2 separate regions of the Mus musculus genome follow, and region 1 is linked to region 2. Evidence: chromatin loops called from intact Hi-C (ENCODE). Cell type or tissue: heart. All regions are shown on one strand. Each heading gives the region's core, and the rest is flanking DNA. Links, peaks and the distances in the headings are about the cores only.

Region 1 (8,335 bases), core at 315-8,314, 110 kb after region 2:
AAAGGCCAGTGCTTAGCTCATTTTTTGCTTTTGAGTCAGCCTAGGACCCCAGAGTATGGTGATGCTCACATTTAGGATGGGTCTTCCCTCTGGAATTAAACATTCCAGGCAACACTCTTACAGACACACCTGTTGAGGTCTGCCCCCCAACCCCCCAGCATAGCTGTACCCATTTTGTTCCATGCCTGCCAGTTGTTGACACAGAAAAATAACGACTCAGAGCAGGCTCATGCTGACCCTGTTATATTCTGTATGTTCTATTTGAGGTTTGTTAATCTTAAAAATTCCACAATGTTTTATGTAGGACCCATCAAGTTAAAGGTCAATATGAACTGTTATGTCTAAAATGGCTTGAGTCAGGGCTGACCACTGGGCAGCACTTCCTGTACCTGCATATGAGCTCATTGTGATTTTGTGGCTTTTTTCTTTATAAGCTGAAAGAGAAAGATGTTTGTTGTTGTAGCCTCAGATAATTCTGAGCTACGTCCCTGATCTGATCAGTATTAGGATGCATGTTCAATAAACCATCCCTGTGTGACTGAGATAGGGGTTTGTGTGGTTTGTGGAGCAACTCATGAACCCCAACATACCAAGTGGTGTGTATTTCCATGGTGATTCTAAACAAGTGGTTTAACACTTGCTTAATCCTAACACTCAGGAGGCAGAGGTAGGAGGACATCTATGTGTTGGAGGCCAGCCTGGTGATCTACATAGTGAGTTCCAGGACAGCCAGGGTTATATAGTGAAACCCTGTCTAAAAACAAACAAAATAAAATAAAATAAAACACAAAAAACCCCAGCAACTTGACAGTGAAGATTAATCATTACCATAGTTTAACTATTAACCATCCCCATAGCTCAGATTCTATGCTTTCAAAGCTCTGATCAGAAAGCAGGTTCTTATTTTTATTTGTATTTGTTTTCTATGTCAGTTTTTGAGCCCAAGTCCTTGTGCACACCAGACAAACATTCCATCACTGAGCTGCTCCCTAAACTCTCTGAATATACATCTTCTAATACAGCTGTTTTAGGTTAGATATTGAGTTAGACTGAAACTTAGGCTGTGAGGAAAAGAGAGATGGAACTTGACTTTCTGGCATAAACAACTAGAAAACTGGACACATACAGGGAGTAACTGTATTTACACAGGGACCCAGAGTCAGTGCCCAGTGTGATCTCTGAGATGGAACAAATAAGATAAGCCCTGTGATCACCCCAGTCTTTGCCTGGAGGCAGATTCTGAACTGCTAAGTTGAGAGGCAGGAGCACACACAGAACCCCAAGAGCTGAGGAGAAAAAAACCAGAGGACTTTGAGGCAACTAGCAGTTTATAGGGCAAAGTATTGAAGAGAAAAGTACTGCATCTCCAGAAAATCTGCATGTGGCTTCCCTTGATGCTTTGCCTGATTATTAACCTGGGCATCCGTAAGAAGAAACTTGTCAAGCATGGCAAGGAACAGCTGATGGGAGATAAAAATTCTTACTATCCAGAGCGCGCATGCTCACACACACAGAGAGGTGGCGGAGGTGTGGGTGGTAGAGATTATTAATGTGTAAAAGTAGTTTGTAGGAAGAGTGCAAATCAAGAGCTCTGAAGTGAGATTGCTGTTGGACTGGTAGGGATATCTCTGGAGAAGGGAAGTCCCTGCCTGGAATTGCATTTCTGTAGGTCCGGATGAGGCGGGTCCAGTGCACATTAGAAAAATACAGGGCTGGGCGGTGGTGTTGCATGTCTGATCACAGCACTCAGGAGGCAGAATGTGGTGGTGTGGCCCAGAGAATGGCACTATTAGGAGGTGTGGCCTTGTTGGAGGAAGTGAGTCACTATAGGATAGGCTTTAAGACCCTCCTCCTAGCTGCCTGGAAGCCTTCTCCTGGAGGCCTTCAGGTGAGGATGTAGAATTCTCAGCTCCTCCTGCACCATGCCTGCCCAGACACTGTCATGTTTCTCACCTTGGTGATAATGAACTGAATCTCTAAACCTGTAAACCAGCCCCAATGAAATGTTGCCCTTCTAAGAGTTGCCATGGTGTCTCTTCACAGCAATGGAAACCCTAACCAAGACACAGAAGCAGGTGGATCTCTGAGTTTGAGGCCAGCCTGGTCTACAAAGCAACTTCCCAGACAGACAGAGAGCTGTTACACAGAGAAACCCTGTCTCTAAAAACAAACAAACAAAGCAAAAGGGGGGAAAAGCCCTACAAATTGGATTCAATTTGCCATTAGAAGGAGTAAACCAGGCTGGTCTTGAACTCAAAGAGATCTGCCTGCCTCTGTCTCCTGAGTGGTGGGATTAAAGGTCATGCCTGGCCTCGTTATTTATTATTTATTTACTTATTTATTTGCTTTTTTAAAAAAATCATGTTTTTCCCTCTTAAAATATAGTTTCCATGACTCAGGGTCATTTGCACTTAGCCTATGTTCTGGCATATACTTGGTGCTCAATAAATACTTTTTCTTCTTTCTTTTTTTTTCTTTTTCTTTCTTTCTTTCTTTCTTTCTTTCTTTCTTTCTTTCTTTCTCTCTCTCTCTCTCTCTCTCTCTCTCTCTTTCTTTCTTTCTTTCTTTCTTTCTTTCTTTCTTTCTTTCTTGCCTTCCTGCCTTCTTGCCTTTCTCTCTCTCTCTCTCTCTCTCTCTCTCTCCCATGCACTAGGCTCCTGTCCCCTGTGATAGGTCTGAGTGCTAGGGATAATGAAGATAATCGAGGTGGTGGTATGTAGGCAGTGGCAGACAAAACTTTGGATGAGGAAATTAATAAAGCCCTCTCTGGAGACTGAGAGTTAACTAGATGCTGAGGACAGGGGTGAGTGCAAAGATGAACAAACCTTAGCTCCAGAGGCCCTGGCTTGTTAAAACACGTAGTTGAGAAGAATCAGAACCAGTTGGAGGCAGTTTAGAATGGATAAATGGACAGGTGCTGCCTCCCACTAGTCTCAAAGATGTGTGTGAGGGTAAGCATTTACTTTTTGTTGTAAGAGATAGGGAAACCCTAGGACAGTGGTTCTCAACCTGTGGGTCTCGCCCCCTGGAAGTTAACAGGCATCTACCACAACTATCCAAACCTACAGATGTTTACATCATAATTCATAACAGTAGCAAAATTACAGTTATGAAATAGCAATGAAAACAAAATTATGGTTGGGGATTCGCCACAATGGGACTGCATTAAAGGGTCGAGGGTTTCTCCTAAGAGGATGGATTCTTAGAGTGAGGGTGGAGAGTCTAGGCCTGTCAACTGCCACTGCAGAATAGCCTGGAATTCTCAGAAACCATGAAGGGGAAAAGCCTGGACTTATGTTGTTAATAAGATCAGGTTCTGCCTGTAGTAATTCAATAAACAAACAAACAAACAAACACATATTAGGGGTCTGGACTGGGGATATGACTTAGTTAATAGAGTGCTTGCCTAGCTCCCACAAAATGCTGGATTTCATCTAGAACCTCATAGAAACAGGCACTTGGGAGTAAACCCAGTACTTGGGAGATGAAGGCAGGGGGATCAGAAATTCAAAGTTGTCCTCAGACACTTAATGAGTTTGAGGCCAGCCTAGGCTACAAGAGACCTTTTTCATGTAAATCAGTAAATATATGCCTAGCAAATGGCTCAGTGAGTAAAGGTTCTTGCTGCAAGTCTGAGGATTTGAGTTCAGTCCCTGGGACCCACACTGTGGAAGGAAGAAACAGATTCCCACAAGTTGTCCTTTGACCTCCACACACAGGCCATGGCGTTTGATCAAACACATGTCCTCATACAAGATAAATAAATAAATGTAAGAAACATCCCTTTTTGTTCTTGTTTTTGTTTTTGTTTTGTTTTGTTTTGTTTTTTGTTTTTTTGTTTTTCGAGACAGGGTTTCTCTGTGTAGCCCTGGCTGTCCTGGAGCTCACTTTGTAGACCAGGCTGGCCTCGAATTCAGAAATCCACCTGCCTCTGCCTCCTGAGTGCTGGGATTAAAGGCGTGCGCCACCACGTCTGGCTGTAAGAAACATTCTAAAGAAAATAGGTATGAGGCTAGGATGAGACCCCAGTGTGAGATCTGAGATTAATCCCCAGCGCCTATCTCAAAAGCCTGGTGTCTGGTGTGTGCTTATACTCCCACTGCTGCAGTGTGTGCTTATACTCCCACTGCTGCAGTGTGTGCTTATACTCCCACTGCTGCAGTGTGTGCTTATACTCCCACTGCTGCAGTGTGTGCTTATACTCCCACTGCTGCAGTGTGTGCTTATACTCCCACTGCTGCAGTGTGTGCTTATACTCCCACTGCTGCAGTGTGTGCTTATACTCCCACTGCTGCAGTGTGTGCTTATACTCCCACTGCTGCAGTGTGTGCTTATACTCCCACTGCTGCAGTGTGTGCTTATACTCCCACTGCTGCAGTGTGTGCTTATACTCCCACTGCTGCAGTGTGTGCTTATACTCCCACTGCTGCAGTGTGTGCTTATACTCCCACTGCTGCAGTGTGTGCTTATACTCCCACTGCTGCAATGTGTGCTTATACTCCCACTGCTGCAGTGTGTGCTTATACTCCCACTGCTGCAAGACAAAGGCAGAAGGATCCCTGGGGCTTGTGAGTACCGTGAGAAGCCTGCCTCAAAGAACAAGGCAGATGACTCTTGAAGGACCACACCTGAGCATCCACATGCATCCTCACATGTGTTCCCTGCACATACAAAAAATGGTATCTTTATACTCATCTCTATACATGCATGCATATAAAAACTTTAAAAATAAGAGATACCTATGATTCACTGAAGCAAGTCACACCGGTTGCTTCTCCAGACAGAATCGCATAACTTTACTTTAAAGTATATTTATTTATGCACCCATTCATTCATTTGATTTTGAGACAGGGTCTTGCTATGTTTCCTAGGCTGACCTTAGAACTCCTGGACTCAGTGATCCTTCTGAGAAGCCAAGATCACAAACAGGACACCTATGATGGGTTCTTTTGTCAACTCGACACAATCTAAAGTTACTGGGAAAAGGGCCTCAGTGAGGATTGTCTAGATCAGCTTGGCCTGTAGGCCAATCTGTCGGGGCTTGTCTTGATTATATTAATTGATGTGAGAGACTCAACCCTTTGAGAATGGCCCTATCCCTGAGGTTTGTTCCCCGCTGTATTAGATGGAGAAATTGTTGACAACTAAGATTAGCCTTCACAACAGCTCAGCATCACTTCCTCAGAAACACCTTCCCCGACCTCCTAATTAGTGCAGTCCCCTTATACAGTAGTGGCAAGTGCTTCTCCTTGGGGCATGTCACATGCAGCCCTGCGTTCATTTGCCTGACTATCGGCTAATACCAGTCTGCCTGGCACTGGTCAGGGATGCTCCAGAACCCCTCTTCCTGTCTGCTAGGGAAGTAGAGACATGCTAGACTGTAGAGCTGTAACAAGAAGGGGATCGGTGTGTGGGTGCAGGTTTGTGTATGTGTGTGTGTGCATGTGTATGCATGTGTGTGTCTGTGTAAAAGACTATCATGTCAGCAAAGTGTGGTAAGTCCTTATTCTCTGCAAGTGGGGCCTGAGATAGGGTAGTATTGCTTGGGGTTCATTGAGGGGCTGTCTCAAGCAAAGCTGTGAGGGAAAAGGGGAAGCAGGTTGGGAATGGGGATCAAGCAAGGATGTGGCTAACAGGGGAAGCTAACAGGGGAAGGCAGGAACACAGAAAACCTTGAGGTCAAGAACAATATATCTATATATCTACATACACATATACACATATATACATACATATTCCTTATATTTATATTTACATTTATATTTATATTTGTATTTATGTATTTGGGGCTGGAGAGATGGCTCAGAGGTTAACAGCACTGACTGCTCTTCCAGAGGTCCTGAGTTCATTTCTCAGTAGCCACATCTGTAATAGAATCCAATGCTCTCTTCTGGTGTGTCTGAAGACAGCGACAGTGTACTCACATACATAAAATAATACATCTTAAAAAATAAAATCTGGGAGCTAAAGAGATCTGCAACCCTGTAGGTGCAACATTATGAACTAACCAGTACCCCGGAGCTCTTGACTCTAGCTGCATATGTATCAAAAGATGGCCTAGTTGGCCATCACTGGAAAGAGAGGCCCATTGGACAGGCAAACTTTATATGCCCCAATACAGGGGAACGCCAGGGCCAAAAAAATAGGAATGGGTGGGTAGGGGAGTGGGGGGGGGGAGGGTGTGGAGGACTTTTGGGATAGCATTGGAAATGTAATTGAGGAAAATACGTAATAAAAAAATAAAAAAATAATAAAAAAAGAAATTCACAAAATTGTAAGCAACAATAAAATAAAAACTTATTTTTAAAAGTTAAAAAAAAATAAAATCTGTTCTTCGCCAAATTGGAAAATATGGAAAAAAGATACAAATAATTTGTATCCATTTTAATATATATCCCTATATTTCTCAGTTCCTGACCAGACTTGCCACTTCTTGTGGGTAGAAAGGATTTATAACTTCCCAGCCGGGTTGCTCCTGTCAGCCAAGGAAAGTGGTCCTGAGCAGGGCAACTGTGATGGGTTAGCTGCAGACCTTCACACAGCTGGCTTGGGGATCTGTTGAGGTGACGTGGTGTTTATCAGAGAGTGTGACAACGAAGAGCTTTCTTTTAAATCATACACAGAGGGCTGGGAGTGCATCTCTGGCAGAGTCCCTCGTGTGGATGATCCAGGCTTTGGGCTTGCTCCCAGGTGTTATCACGAAATGTGGGGTGTAGCATCATCTATAAGTCCCAGCTACCTGAGAGGCCAAGATGGGAGGAGCATTCGAGGACAGGCTGGGAAGCATAGCAAGACCTTGCCTTGTTTTTATTTTGTGTTGATTTGTTTTAAGAATGCATGAAAGAATTCTGATAATAGAGAAGCTAAAGAATGAGATTAACTGTAGGTAGAGGGAAGCTAGGTATGGGGTGCATGCTTGCAATCCCAGCTAGCCAAGACGGGGATGGTGAGGCTTGCCAGTTTGAGGATAGCCTGGGCTACAAAATGAGTTAGTTGGAAGCCATCCTGGACTGTATAACAACAGAGGGATATTCAAGAATTTTGCTAGACATTCCTTTCTTTCTCTTCTCTTTTTAGACTCAGGCAGTTAGAGGTACCATTGGAACCAGTTATAGTTGTTTGGGGGTGAGTGAGGAAGGGGGGGAAGGGGTGTGGCCTACTTGTAACAGGGCCACAGCAATGCCCCATCTCCGGAGTTACACGCATGCACATCAGCACTGGTGGCCAGGTTGACTATGTCCCGTGTGAGCAGAGCTCTCATGAGCCGCCCCATGGATCAAGGGCCCCATACAGTGGCCTGTCTCTTTGTTCCTGTTTTTGTCTTCTTCAGGTCTGGTACTTCCGTCTTTCTAGCAATTCTATGTGTTACTCAATGGCTTTCCAGGATAGCCTGGGCCTGATGCCAGCCACAAAGTTCCTGATCCGGTTACCAGGCTGCGGCTACAGGGAGGGATCCCTCTTTACAGCAAAACATTAGGTCCCAGACCATGGGAGGGTGGAGAGCAAGCTCTGCTTGTTAGAGCAGGTTTTCATCCTGATCCAGGGACACCCTGGTGGACACTGACATGCCAACACATACCCTCTGATCAAAGGGCCCCTTTCTCATCTAGCTTCTATGAGGAACATGGCGAGAGCCCACTGACCTATGTCAAAGAACTCTGTCACCTCAAGTCCATACTGAGACTCCTGCTTCCAACAGTTCTAGGAATCCATCACCTCTGCTGTGGTTCCGATTGGTTCCGATTACCTTAACCTTGGCTAGTCTATTGAAGGTTCAGCAGCCAGGAGTGGTCACTGCTCTTGCAGAGGACTGGAGTTCAGCTCCCAGCACCCACCCTGGGCACTCCCAGCTACCGTAATCCGGCTTCAGGGGATCCAATACTCTCTTCTGGCCTCCATAGGTACATAGAAGCACATGTACACACATACATGCAGACACATATACATAAAAATTTTAAGGAAAAAAAGAGAATGCAGGTTTTCATCTGCTTACGAGGAGTGATGCTTCCCTCTCTCTGACTCTGGCACTAACTAGGGCCAGACATCTTTTATACAAGAGGCATTTTTCTTAGTCATCTGCCTCATGAATCAGTCATCTGTGCCTGGGGAAGCTTAGGATCTTTGCTGCATCTCCCAGGAGCTGTGGAATATGGATTTTCTGGGCTCTGTTTCTGACCTTCGTTGCTTATAGGCTTATAGATCTGTGACTCGTTCCTGTGGGGAAGAGTTTCAGAAGATCCTATAGTTAGGGGCTACTGCTGGTTAAGATAGCTTGCTGCTCTACTGGAGGGCCTGCATTCAGTTCACAGCACCCACTTTGGGTGTCTCATAGTTG
Region 2 (8,335 bases), core at 68-8,067:
AAGCCAGGTGTGGCAGCACTGCAGAGCTTGTGGGGTGGAGACAAGGAATCTCCCCAGGGACCCCTGGGAATCTGCTTAGCTAGACTCGCTGAACCAGCCAGCTCTGTCTTCACTGAGAAACCGTGCCTCAGTAAATACAGTGGAGAGAGTTGAGGAAGACACCCTACATCTCTGGTCTCTGCACATAGGTGTGCACATGTGCACACATATCCACTCACAGGTGTGCCCACGAACATGAAAAGAAAACAAAAAGAAAGAAAGGAGGAACAGTGTGGGGGGAGGGGGAGAGGGGTGGAGCCTCTAAGAGGAGAAGACGGGAAAAGAATTCTGCACTGACTAGTTCTTGTGTCGGTCAGGTGAATACTTATTTTATTAGTGTTATTTTGTTAGGCATTAATTAGTTTTAAATATACAGGAGGGCAGGGCATGAGCCGCTGGTGCCAATGAGTTGCGAAGTAAAGGTTATTATTAATTTAATCCTCTTTCTTTGACCTTGGTAGGTTTTGGAGCTGGGGTTGAGATCCCGGTCTTGGGCTCACTACAGAACTGGAGCATCACCAGTGGATCTTCACTGTCATAGTTAATGTTATGTTGTGTTGGTTTGAATGAGAATTGTCCCCAGGGCTCATATGTTTAAATCTTGGTCCCCATTTGGTGAAACTGGGAAGGATTAGGAGGTCTAGTAGGAGGTGTGTCACTGGGCGTTAGCTTTGAGGTTTCAAAAGCCCACACCATTTCAGTTAGCTCTTTCCACCTCCTGTTTCTAGATCAAGATGTGAGTCTCAGCGGCTGCTCCAGTGCCATGCCTGTCTGTCTGCTGCCATGTTCCCTGCCATTAGGGTCATGGTCTTATCCTCTGAAACCATATGTGCCCAATAAACTATGTCCTCTATAAGTTGCTTTGGTCATGATGTCTCTTCAGAACAATAGAAGAGTAGCTTCTATGGATATCTGTACGCTCGTCACATACCTGATGACGTTCCCTAAACTGGTTAGGCTTAAATTGACCCTTGATCCTTCCCTCAGACGGTCTCCTTCAGACCCTGATGACCTCTGCCTCTCGCTTCCCGCCAAGTCCACCATGTTGATGCTGGACCGTTTGGTGAGAGCTGTGTCCAGGAAAACCTGTAGAGACACGACACCTCAGGCTGTTAGGTTGAAGCCCAGGAGACAGACTGGTCCACAGGCTTACAATGAAGGTGTTAACTCAGGCTCCAAAAATAATAGACCAATGACAGTTGGCACTGAGGGTCTGTCCTTGTGCAGGGACAGTTGATAGGGGCAGTGCTACCCTCCCAGGTCCAAGTGTCCTGCCGCCCCTCTCCAGTTCTGCAAAGCTCTTTTGCAGAGACATAGTGGACAGCAAGCGTTGGACAAGCATTTTGTTTCATTGTTGTTTTGCTTTGTTTTGGAGACAGAGTATCTCAGTGTAGCCCTGGCTGTCCTGGAACTTACTGTGCAAGCCAGGCTGGCTTCCAACTCACAGAGATTTCCCCTTGACCCTAAAATAAGAACTTCAAATAACTGGGAGAACCACATGTGCAGTAAGCGCATTATACTAACGTGATTATGTTCATCCAGGAAAAGGCATTTAAAATGTACAAAATGCCCCCTCCCTCTCCCTCCCCCTCCCTCTTTCCCTCTCTCTTGTTCTCTCTCTGTCTGTGTTTCTGTACATGTGCATATTTGTGCATGCATGTTCTCATATATGCTTGTATGTGTGTGCATACACAGGTACACATGCATGAGTCATGAGTGTCCATGCAGAAGATGGGAGTTGCTATCGGATGTCTTCCTCAACTGCTCCATACACACATACACACATACACACTTAAACACACAACTAAGCCTCCGTGATCCTCCTGTCTCTGCTTCCTCAATGCTAGGATTAGAAGAACACGCCTCGCTCTTCATGTAGCAACTGGGGACTTGAACCCTGGCCCTCCTGCTTGCACAGCGAGAGCTTTATCTTCCTCTTCAAAAGGCAGTACTTCATTTCAGCCTCCCAACATGCCTGAGAACAGAGCTATCAGCCCATTTTACAGAAGAGGAAACTGAGGGTTGGGAAGATAATCTCCTCTGTTCCCGGTGTGAACATGATGGTTTCCTCCATTGCTGGTCCAGCATGGAAAGGGCCTGTGGAATCACAGCTGGTTGTGGCATTCACCCAGGATATAGGAGCAATGCTTCTAGAACAACTTTGGGAAGTTACTTAGAGATATCCTGACTCCCATCAAGGAGATTGGAAAAGATAAATCCTCTCTTGTTTACCAGAGGCTTTAGTTAGTGGATGTTACAGGGATTTTCATCTTAGACAGAATCTTAGGAAGTGCTTTAGCAACTGGCTACGCCCTTGGCTCATGTCTGGTCCTCAGACTGGTGTCCATGGACCTGCTAATCTAAATTCTCTACTTATATCACAGGGGCTCATGACCCTTACCAACTCGGACTCAAAATTCATTCCTCAAAGTGTAGAATTTACTTGAGGAAAACCAACCAGCCTTGTCCTGTGGGCACTCTGAGGGCTTGTGACTCGTAAGACAGTTTCACCACAAGTAATGGGACAGCCTAATTGAGGGATAGATAGGGAGAGCAAAGCCCTCACCTCTTTCCATGGTCTATGGTTGGAAGCCGTTACCTCAGCCCACTGGTCCACTCTGGAAGGATTCACTGCACCACCCCCACTCGGCCCCTGGGAGCCTGTGGCAGAGGAGGGTCCCACCTGCTTGAACTGGATGGCGATTAGCATGTGGGATCGGCTGCTGCTGGCGTTCATGTTGGTGGACGCTGTCATCCTGATTTTTGATCCTTGCTCCACCAGCTTTTCAATTTGTGCATAATTCTCACAAGGCACCCACTTCAGACCTTCCACAAAAAACCCCAGCTGTTGATCCTCCCTGACTCTTAAGCCTCCGGGAGCTTTGGTTCTAGACAGCAAATCCCTGATCTGTGGGAGGAAAAAGAAGAAGGGCTGGGGTCGTGTTTAAGGTGGACTTCACCTCTTTCCTTGTTAGATCACTGCCTGCGGAATTTTAGATGCTCTGTAAATATGCCTGATGTAGTCGAATGCTGAGTTTCTGTAGGGACCAGACAACCTTAGACCTGAGTTAAGTGTTTCAACACTGTGTGGAGGTTGGAGGACAATTTTGAGGCGTTGTTCTCTTTCCACCCTTACGTGGGTTCAGGAGACTGAACTCAGGTCACCAAGCTTGGCACCAAGCAGCTACATCCTCTGCGCCGTCCTGCCAGCTCCCAGAAACCTACCTTTTAAGTCGAGCAGTTATTTTTGGAATTGCAGCTCAATTATGTTCAAGAACCCCCTGTCTGAGTTTCTAAGAGTGCTGTGAGCACTTCCTCCTGATCCATGCATGGCCTCCACAGGCTTCTATGTTTGGATATTGGCTAGCTGGTCCCCAGTTGGTGGAACCATCTGGGTAGGAGTAGGAGGTGGAAGAAGGTGTGCCACTGGACTAGGCTTTGACGTCCCCAGTGGCTCTGCTTCCTGTTGGTGGGTTCGGATGTGAGCTCTCAGCAGCTGCCTCAGCGCCGTGTCTGCCTCCTTTTGCCACGCTCCCTGACGCAAAAGTAACGGACTCTTACCCTCCAGAACTATAAGCCTCAAAGAAACCCTTTCTTCTGTTTATTGTCCTGGCTATGGTGTTTTACCACAGCAACAGACAGTAACTAAAACAGCTGCTATGTGGCTAAAGCATACAGTGTGAAGAACAAGGGATTTGAGATGGTGCTGGAGAGGCAGTGGGACGGGGGGGGGGGGGGGGGAGACGACGGGGGGCGGGGGGGGGGGAGGCACATGCATTACAGAATGACAGGCAGCCAGAGTCCTTGGTGTTAGTAATTCATGAAGTCACTCAGGTATGTGTGTCAGAGCATGGGCTCTCAGGACGGATGTGGCTCAGTGGTAAAGACTGTTTAGTGAGTTCGAGGACCCGGGTTTGATTCTCCGCAGAGGAGGCTGGGGAGGGAGACAGGCAGACAGACAGAAACAGACACACACACACACACACACACAGATAGAGCGACAGAGAGAGACAGAGCGACAGAGAGAGACAGAGAGAGAGCCCGGTACCTGTTCATTGTAGATTTCCAGCATGCTAAACATAACCTGTAGAGAGAGTAATGAGTCAATATTGTCTTGAAGAGACATAACAGGGAAACACTAACATACTCTAGTAAATGTGTCACACTGCATTGTTCTTAATGAATTTTATAAAAAGACACAAAATCGTCTGGGGAGGCACTGCTCAAGCAGGAGGACCTGAGCTTGGATCCCAGAACCCACAAAAAAAGCCAGGGCTGCCGGCGCTCACCTGTAATTGTGGAGGCTGCCGATAGGTGGCGCGCTTGGCTTGCTGCCGGCCAGTCTAGATAAAAACCAGGGAACTCCCCTTCTCAAGGGACCAAGGTGGAGAGTGATGGAGGTCCTCCATCGGGGTCCTCCTCAGGTCTCCACAAGTGTGCACAGAGGCATGTACACCTACCTGTACAGACATGTGTGCACGTACCTTTGTATCACTTACACATGTATATACTCACATAAGAGATCCAAAACAAACAACAACAACAAAACGGACACCATACAGGGACTGTATTCCAGCACTCAGGAGGCTAAGGCAGGAAGACTAATGAGATTGGAAGGAGAGGGGAAGGAGAAGGGAATGAGAGAGGAAGAGGAAGGGGACGGGAGGGGGACGGGAGGGGGAGAGGAGGCGGGTTCTGCCACTCAGTGCTGAGGGAGGGTTTTAGGAAGGGCTTTATAGAAATGACTCATTGCACATAACTAACCCAGGTGATCCAGAAGTTTCTAGAATGGCATCTCACTACCAAACCATAGGTTGGTTCTGTATGTATGGATTCAACCAACAGTTGGTCAAAACAAGTAACAACAACAAAAAAAATACCCCTCCTCTGCACCAAGAGGTGCAGGGTCTTGTCTTCTTGTGTTTTGTCTGATCTCTGCTGCCATCTAGAGCAAGGACTGTGCCTGTGGGTGTTTGCGGACATTTTACTGTCATGTTTTGGAGCTAGTCACACTAGTGATGGCCACCGACTTTCAGTGGATTCAAAGCTTGCTCTGGAGGCACCTGAGCCAGGGACAGTAAGACCCACCCTTGGCACCTGGGTGAACTTCAGAGACTGAGCCCATGTTTATGCCCAAATCAGGGTAGGTCCAAGTCCCAGCACCGTCTATGACATAATACAATATATAAATATTTGCCTATTTTAGGACACACGCATAAACCTGAAAATACAGTCGATGGTGCCTTCCACGTGTGGAAAATGAAAAGGTGAAATTCGGTCTGGAAAGATGGCTCAGCGGTTAAGAGAACTGGCTGCTTTTCTGAAGGTCCTGAGTTCAAATCCCAGCAACCACATGGTGGCTCACAACCACCTGTAATGAGATCTGACGCCCTCTTCTGGTGTGTCTGAAGACAGCTACAATGTACTTACATATAATAGATAAATCTTTGGGCCAGATCGAGTGAGTGGGGCTGGAGAGAGAAGAAAAAGTGTCTGAAGACAGCTACAGTGTACTTACATATAATGAATAAATAAATCTTAAAAAAAAAAAAAGAAAAAGGAGAAGAACAGGTAAAATTCCCAGGAGACGGGAATCTAGAATAACTAAGGCATACCTGGGGTTCTAGATTTTCCTTTTGCTTCTCAATAGCTTGGAAGAGCTCTTCACACACTCTTGGAATAAGACCCTTGTTTGTGCCAAAGCCAATCATGGAGTAGCTTTTTCCAGAGCCCGTCTGGCCATAGGCCAGGAGAGTAGCATTGTAGCCTCGCCAGGCACTGTCTAGAATTCCCCTTCCGATATCATGGAAGACATCGCTCTAGAAACGATACCGTTAAATGTCACCAGTGGCGGTGACTCTCCTGAAAGTTTCCTCAACACACATATGCATTTGTGCATACACTGACACAACACAGCCCCCTCCACAGAACCACAGTTTGTATCCAGGGTGCCACCCAACAACAGTCCATGTGTCAAAGGTTTAGCTTCCAGGTTGGTAGCGTTGGGAGGCTGTGAAAACACCCTAGTCTTTTTCTGTCTTTCATTTTTTCTGTTATGAAATCTATAGTTTCCCCGCCCCCTTCCACACACACCGCTGTAATGTAATGCATTACTTTACCACAGGCTGAAAATGTAATGGCCTACAACACTGAAGTCTTGATTCAAATTGGGTTATCACAGGTGCTTTTTATACAAACAGAAAGCGGCCTAATGATACACTCTAAGAAACAACCCTCCCCTCAAGGCTCAGTGACCACTGAAGAGAGGGAACAGAAAGACAGTGAGAGCCAGACAGACGTCAGGGAGGACCCAAGAAGGACCACTACACTCATCTCATAGGCCCAGACCTGCACAACAACAGGCCAGTCCCTACTCCAGCACAGAGGGCTAGGGGCTCAAGAGCCGCACACACAGTAGAGCATACTGACAGTGGATGGATTCTAGGGGAAGACAATTCTCTTTGAGGGTGTGACCCCTGGTAAGTGGAGAGGCTCCAGCCAATGGCCCCACACTCCTGAACATATGGATAGCCAGAACTTGTCTCTGGGGGAGTCAATAAATAAATAAATAAATAAATAAATAAATAAGGAGACAGCTGGAGAGTGAGTGGGGTGTGGATGGATCTAGAAGTTTAGGCAGAGGAGTAAGGGGTGAGTACCATAAAAATACAAATATGCATGCGTGAAATTCTAAAAAAAATAATAAAAATATCTCATAAAATATGTTTAAATTTGTATCATTTTATGTACATGGGTATTTTGCCTACATGTATGTTTAGACACCACATATGTGCCACCTGGTGTCCTTGGAGACCCGACGAGGCCATCTGATACCATAGAACCTTAGTTACAGACAGCTGTGAGCCATCAGGTGGCTGCTGAGACTGAACCCCGGTTCTGAAGAAGAGCAGCCAATGCTCTTAGCTACCTCTCCAGCGCCTATATTAAATATATTACAACAACAACAACAACAACAACAAACCTTTAAAAGCAGGCATGGTGGTAGAGTTCTTTGGGAGATAGAAACAGGGGAAAAAATGGAAACTTTTTGTTTGTTTGCTTGCTTGTTTGCTTGCTTGTTTTTCGAGACTGGGTTTCTCTGTGTAAGAGAGCCCTGGCTGTTCTGGACTCCATTTGTAGACCAGGTTGGCTGGCCTCGAACACTCAGAGATCGTCCTCCCATTGCCTCCCAAGTATTGTGATTAAAAGTGTGAGCCACCACCACCTGTTGAGTAAACATTTTTTTAAAAGTAGAATCAAATAATACTGTGTCCATGATTGTTCAAAAGACAGGGTGTGGCCTGGCTCCTTTCCATGTTGGTCACAAGCAATAGCTCTCAAAAGGTAAGACAGGGAGCATCCTGGGACTATTTGTTAGAATATATACAGCCATAGAATTTGGGTTTTTTCCTTTCTTTTTTTCTTTTCTTTTCTTTTTTTTTTCTTTTTTTCTTTTTTCTTTTTCAAGACAGGGTTTCTCTGTATAGCCCTGGCTGTCCTGGAACTCACTTTGTAGACCAGGCTGGCCTCGAACTCAGAAATCTGCCTGCCTCTGCCTTAAAGGTGTGCACCACCACACCCGGCATTTGTATTATTTTTAATTCTGAGAAAGAAACACACACCAACACAGTCTGATTTACTAAGGGAAACGTTACAATAACCAATTTTAATACTATTTATTTCTTATAGAAAGGACTAAAAAGCCACATGCCTTTAATACCAGCATCTGAGAGGCAGGGTCAGAGGAGCTCTGTGAGTTTGAGGCCAGCCTGGTCCATATGGTAAGTTCTAGGCTAGCCAGGGCTAAATAACGAGATGCTGTATCAAACAAACAAACAAACAAACAAACAAAACAAGCAAACAAAGATAATAAAGGTTTACTGTACTGTAAGGATTCTGTGATCGCTAGGATTAACGGAATTGGGCTTATAGTTTTCAAGAACACTGTGTCTGTACTTTTTACTCAAAATGTATTTGAATGAGGTTATCTGCAGCTTTTTTTATTAAAAAAAAGGTTTATTTATTTCATTTATATGAGTACACTGTAGCTGTCTTCAGACACACCAGAAGAGTGCATCAGATCCCAATACAGATGGTTGTGAGCCACCATGTGGTTGCTGGGAATTGAACTCAGGACCTCTGGAAGAGGAAGCAGGCAGTGCTCTTAACTGCTGAGCCATCTCTCCAGCCCTATCTGCAGCTTTTTAAAAGAGGGTTTTGTGTGTGTCTGTGTGTGTGTGTGTGTGTGTGTGTGTGTGCAGGTGCCCTTGGAAGCCAAAGGAGGGTGTTGGACAAC

What was found. A loop is a pair of places that touch in the nucleus more often than their neighbours do. Peaks named below come from ENCODE experiments on the same cell type or tissue, not always from the same donor. Only the 100,000 strongest peaks of a DNase experiment are listed, where the experiment ranks them.
Region 1: a loop joins it to region 2, with 8 times the contacts of the local background. A loop is called at or near these places in 7 of 42 quality-filtered maps.

Annotation. Positions count from the first base shown.
Region 1 is chr1:179,835,432-179,843,766 of GRCm38, forward strand. No RefSeq gene overlaps it. Among named protein-coding and RNA genes, the nearest start is that of Ahctf1, 36 kb to the left of the region's middle. In heart, for the core only: no CTCF peak of the experiment used is centred there; a DNase peak (open chromatin) is centred at 7,400; H3K27me3 peaks cover 374 bases.
Region 2 is chr1:179,730,276-179,738,610 of GRCm38, forward strand. It overlaps Kif28 (kinesin family member 28), which reads right to left. Exons shown (of 23, transcript NM_001370897.1): 3 at 5,655-5,858; 4 at 4,088-4,123; 5 at 2,723-2,947; 6 at 971-1,125. Among named protein-coding and RNA genes, the nearest start is that of Kif28, 11 kb to the right of the region's middle. In heart, for the core only: a CTCF peak has its summit at 5,011; DNase peaks (open chromatin) are centred at 1,286 and 4,416; H3K4me3 peaks cover 535 bases.